Linked DNA regions of Homo sapiens: region 2 is linked to region 1. Evidence: chromatin loops called from intact Hi-C (ENCODE). Cell type or tissue: GM12878. All regions are shown on one strand. Each heading gives the region's core, and the rest is flanking DNA. Links, peaks and the distances in the headings are about the cores only.

What was found. A loop is a pair of places that touch in the nucleus more often than their neighbours do. Peaks named below come from ENCODE experiments on the same cell type or tissue, not always from the same donor. Only the 100,000 strongest peaks of a DNase experiment are listed, where the experiment ranks them.
Region 2: it touches region 1 in a loop (4-fold over the local background); 14 of 110 quality-filtered maps call a loop at or near these places.

The regions. Positions count from the first base shown.
Region 1 is chr7:107,723,991-107,726,912 of GRCh38, forward strand. No RefSeq gene overlaps it. Among named protein-coding and RNA genes, the nearest start is that of CBLL1, 19 kb to the right of the region's middle. In GM12878, for the core only: a CTCF peak has its summit at 1,329 (motif pointing left); a DNase peak (open chromatin) is centred at 1,331.
Region 2 is chr7:106,945,748-106,948,669 of GRCh38, forward strand. No RefSeq gene overlaps it. Among named protein-coding and RNA genes, the nearest start is that of PIK3CG, 82 kb to the left of the region's middle. In GM12878, for the core only: a CTCF peak has its summit at 1,678 (motif pointing right); a DNase peak (open chromatin) is centred at 1,662.

The DNA of each region.
Region 1 (2,922 bases), core at 159-2,658:
GTACAAGAGGGAATAGATAACTGATGGTGTGTGGACAAAAGACAAGAGGGGATCTAACTTGTATAGGATGAATACTCCCCTTTCTCTGGGATGAAAGGAATTTAGGATGGGATGGGAGTTGGGGGTCAGGAAGTTGAAGGAATGGTTCTGCCACAGGCCTCTCTTTTATTTCTTTCTAAGACAGAAAGGCCAGGACAGATCGACTTCCCAAAATGCTCTTTTCAACTTCTACCCAATTTAATTATGTTCCAATTTGCTTACATCTCCTCTTCACTTTTACCCTTTTATGCTTTTTTTCTGTCAACTTCTCCCCGTCTGGGATCCATCTCCAGCCCCTAGGTCTTCAGCCGATTTAGAGTATTACCATGGCCAGTCTTCTGGGATCACCTTGCCCTTTGATACCCAAATGACAAAACAGTCCATCCTATGTAGGAATTCCAGGCTTTTATTCAATTTCTTTATTAATGAGTGCATTCACATGTTTAAAAGTTTGTCACCTTAATTCTATAACTCAGTTTCAACTGGTATAATAATACATCTCAAAGATGGACACAGCCTTACCTCCCTTAAACATAACTAGGATATGTTTAATAAGATTTTGCTTGAAGGCTTAGGGATAACAGAAAGGAGTCAAGACAGAAAAGTTGAAAAGTATTATAACTCAAATGTCTAGCCCATTTTGTTCTTGCTTTACTAAGAGTTTCTCAGATATCAGAAAAACATCCAATTACAAAAGGATTGTGGATATTTACTTGTCATGTAGAAAAACTGCCTAAAAACCTTATTTGAACTCTTGCTCTTCCAACCAAGTTCTTGTCCCTGTGTCAGCTGTCTACTCCCCTCCCTACTGCCCACAAAGAGTTTCCTTCCACAGAATGTTAGGTACAAAATCTCTGACCTTCAACAGGGTTCTTCTCCAAATCACACCCTGCTACAACATAAGTAGGAGGAATATATTTCTGCAAAACAAAAGCTCCAGTTGTTAGCCAAACCTGACCCTAATTACACTCCTGAGATGGTGAGGTTTAGTATCGTACCATCATACCCAGCTACAGAAAACGAGAGTTTCTCAAAGTTCGTCTGCTGATCCCTGCATCAGAATCTCCTGGGGCCTGGGAATCACAAATCAGAACATGTTTGCTTGTAAGACATCCATTAGGTAATTATTTGGGAGGAAATATCTAGTTTTGGGGCCACAATATATTTATATATCTCTCTCTATATATTGCATTATTGCCATTGCAATAATGCAAAATATTTTACATCTCTTCATGACTTCCAAACTTTTGGTGAAACGTATGTGGGAGACTTTATTTACCTGTGACTGGTGCCACCTAGTGGACACCATCTCCTAAAACGGTTTCTGTCTAGGATTTTTATCTACCTGTCAAATTTGAGGATGATGAAGACAAAGACGAAGATGACTCACAGTCATTAAGTGCTTATTATTTGTTAGGCATTGTGAAAGTTGTGATGCTAGTTATTTAAATTCTTTGGCTAATTTATTTTTTATTTACTTACTTATTATTATTTTTAGGGTCAGGATCTTGCTCTGTTGCCCAGGCAAGAGTGCAGTGGCACAATCACAGTTCACTGCAGCGTCAAACTCCTGGGCTCCAGCAATTGTCCCACCACAGCATCCCAAAGCATTGGGATTACAGGTGTGAGCCACCACACCTGGCCTCACTGGCTAATGTAATTTCCACAAAAACACTACAGGTGGGAACAGGTATCCTCATTTTACAGATAATGGAAATTGAGAAAAAGAAAGGTTAAGTGAATTGCCTAAGGAAGGCCACTCGGGAAGTAAACTGCTGAGTTAAATTCCAGAGCCCAAATCCTTTAACTACTATTCTAAAACACTGAGTCAATTCTACAATTAAAGAAATCAGTACAATTTCTTTTGATAAGTGAATGTTGATGGTGTGGTTTAACACCCTAGAGATAGCTGAAAAAGATTTAAATGTTAACAGGGTCCAAGGAAGCAGGTAGATTGTTCCCTGGGGCATTAATAAAGGGCCAAATAAATGTCCTGAATTGGACACTGGGCAGACAAGATTCATTCTGAATTCCTTTAGGTTAAGGAGAACTAGGCTATCATTTGTATTGCCTCTTATTGCAGGAGATAAGCAAACAGTAACAATAAATAGAATAGCTAAAGTTAGGTGAAGACTGACACTCTCCTCCCCATATAGCAAATTAGATAGAGAGCTCACACTCTGTTCCAACAATCTGGAGTGTTTATTCCTAACAAAGAAAGAGTATATTATTCTCTAGCCTCTCAGTGAGAGATTCACTGCAATTAAGTACCAATCTTTTCTCTTTCTAGTATATTTTATTTTCATGGTACTGTAAAGGATCTTCTGTGCAACTCAGGGAAATTAGGTCATTCCCAGGTATATTAGTCAGCTTGGGCTGCCATAACAAAATGCCATAGACTGGGTGGTGGAAATAGCAGAAATTTATTTTCTCATAGTTCTGGAGGCTGGAAGTCAGATCAGGGTGCTGGCATGACTGGGTTTTGGTGAGACCTCCCTCCTTGGCTTGCAGACAGCAGCCTTCTTGCAGTGTGGCTCACAAGACCTTTCCTCGGGGCAGGCACATGCAAGCTCTCTGGTGTTTCTTCCTATAAGGAAACTAATCCCATCATGAGGGCCCAATCTTCATGACCTCATCTAATGCTAATTACCTCCCAAAGGCCCCATACCCAAATACCATCACTGAGGGTTACAGCATCCACATGAAATTGGGGGAGGATACACTCCATAATATTCTGCCCCCTGGTCCCCCAAAATTCATGTCTTTACTGCATGCAAAATACATTCATTTCATCCCAACAATCCCCAAAAGTCTTATTGCAGGATCAATTCTGAAATCTAAAGTAAAAAGTCTCATTTAAATATCTAAACCAGGTACAGATAA
Region 2 (2,922 bases), core at 260-2,759, 780 kb before region 1:
AATCCAGGCTCACTGCACCCTCCATCTCCTGGGCTCAAGCAATCTTCTCACCTCAGCCTCCTGGGTGTCTGGGACTACAGGCACGCACTACCACACCTGACTAATTTTTGTATTTTTTTCTAGAGTCAGGGTTTTATCCTGTTGTCCAGGCTGATCTTGAACTCCTAAGCTCAAGTGATCCACCCACCTCAGCCTCCCAAAGTGCTGGGATTACAGACGTGAGCCATCATGCCTGGCCTACGTGCTCAAAAAAAAAAAAAAGCTTGAAAGAGTGTTGATGAATGGACCAAGGACAAATTTTGCCTCACAGTTTTGATTAAGATCTACTGGGTTGCCCACCATTTAATTTCTGGGGTCAAACCAGGAAACAACATTTTCTAGTAGAAATACTCAAAGCCTTCCACTTGGCCACAGTTGTATTAGGACTAGAAAGTTTCCCTACCTCTACCCTATTTGCACAAATGAGACCCTACTCATCAAATGCCACTGCATAGAAACAGTTCTATGCTACAGCCAGTTCTATCAATCAATGGCTGAATAGTAGAAATAATGGGGAAAGTATTCTTTGAGGATTTTTAGAAGATGCTCTTGAGCAAAATCTCTCTTTCACATGATCTGTATTTTGTGGTGATATTAAAGACCTTCAGGAATTTCAGCTAACTAGTTTCTTATTTTATTTTGGGGACTTGGCATTAGCAGCAATTCAACTCTCAGTCTTTCACAAACCTAAAGATTTAGCTCCCCGAGGGCCTATTCTCTACCATGAGGTATTAGGACAAATGAGAAAAATACTGAATTCCTTGCAGCCTTAGTCTCATATGCTGAATCTTTTTTCATTCTCATACTTATTGTGCCTTTTTAAAATAAAATTATAAGTTAAGATTCCTACCTTTACTAATTCCATCTATTACCAATATAAGCTTCCCCAGAGCTAAATGGCACCATCCTACTCTCTCCTGTTACATGGGCCATGTAACAGTACATTTGCACATACCTGGCACATATTTGATGCTTTAATGAAAGAGGTACTGTAGGGCCGGGTGCAGTGGCTCACACCTATAATCCCAGCACTTTGGGAGGCCAAGGCAGGTGGATCACCTGAGGTCAGGAGTTCTAGACCAGCCTGGCCAACCTGGTGAAACCACATCTTTACTAAGAATACAAAAATTAGCTGGGCATGGTGGCAAGGGCCTGTAATCCCAGCTACTCCAGAGGCTGACGCAGGAGAATCACTTGAACCTGGGAGGCAGAAGTCGCAGTGAGCTAAGATCATACCATTGCACTCCAGCTTCGACAACAGAGCGAGAATCCGTCTCAAAAAAAAAAAAAGAAAGATAGAAAGAAAAAAACAGAAGTACTGTGATTTACCAGTTTTTGTCTTTATGAAGAAAATTGACAAACAATGACATTTTATGATTTTGTAAATAATGCATCCTTTTCTGGGTAATTATTATTGCCAGTACATTATGAAGTCCTTTGTTTTGTTTTATTTTTTAAATGAGTTCACTTTTGCATTTAAGTGCCTCTTAATACCACTTTTTCTCTTCAATTTGGTAATGAATGGCTCCACATTCTTGCTTCAGTTCAGTGAAGGTTCTTTTTTAAAAGCAGGGCCAGCCAGTTTATAGTCATGCATGTCCTGCCTTAGTGTTGAAGTAGATGCGTTTGCAGAAACCAACCCCCAGGGGTCAGAATTAACCAACTAGAAGTGGCCTTAGGGGTTTTAGTCATTAGCTCAAGAACCCTCAGCTGTCTTTCTCTGGAGAGTATCTTCTTATCTGTTGTGAGAGAATTGAGATTTTCTCCAAAGAACTTTTTTACATCTCTTTACCTGAAGATATCAGAGTAGGTCTGGATGACAAAAAGAAAAGGCAATGTCAAAAATCATTGTGAGTAGGCTAATGAACCCTTTGTATATTGCACAAAAATGTTCCTGAATTGACAATTTAGATAACTATTTTAAGTCTTTCCTAATCCTTTAGCAAGAAATAATGTTCTTTGCTGGTTTTCCAACTTAGACCAAATAGCTTCTATTTTCACACTGATATAATTCTTCCTCCTTGTCTTGAACCCACTGTATGTATCTTTTTAGAAAAAAGTACATTATGTATATATATAAGTTATAATTCATAAAAACTTTTCAGAAAACTATTTCACAGAAGCACATTTGTATCTGACCTCAGATGTAGAGTATGGCAAAGGCAAAAACTAAGAACTAATGTTTAAAATGTTTATGGTGTTAAAATGTCAGGTTAACACTTAATTCAATACTTTTGGAGGATATTCCTATCAGAGTGGCTTCTTATGTTACAGTCAAAATTACTTTCTTGAGAGAAAACAAATATCCCAAAGTTTCTTGCAGCCCAGTTGTTTTCACTTTTGTCCTGTGGAAAGCCAAAGAAAAGCAAAGGCCACCACTCATGGGTAATGACCAAGCTTGAGCACCAGCATAAACTTAACTGTCATCAGAATTCCAGTAACACCTCCATCATCCTTGAACACAGTTATCATCTGTCCCCTTCCCTATTCTGCTCCCAAAATCCAATTTTCCTCCTTCATTCTTATTATCATCTGGATTCCTCATTTGGTGGTAACAAACTTCTTTATTATTCTCAACCTGTTCGAATAAATTCCCTGCTCTCTACTCTCCTTGCATAAGAGAGAAGCTCTGCAGTCCCTGTGACACCACTTTTCTGCAGTCCTCTGGGACTAGGGTAAGAGCTGTTCTGTATTTTCAAGCTCTGTTTGTGTGTATTGCAAGGAAGGTTGCAGAATTCTCCTGTTTCCGCTTCCAAACTATTAATACTTCCTTTAGTCGCTCATTGTCATTCTCATCTCTGACCTCACTACACATTCAACATAAACTCGGCCAATTGGGTCACTTCTTCCACCTGGAGGACTTTAAATCTCCATGCATAAGCC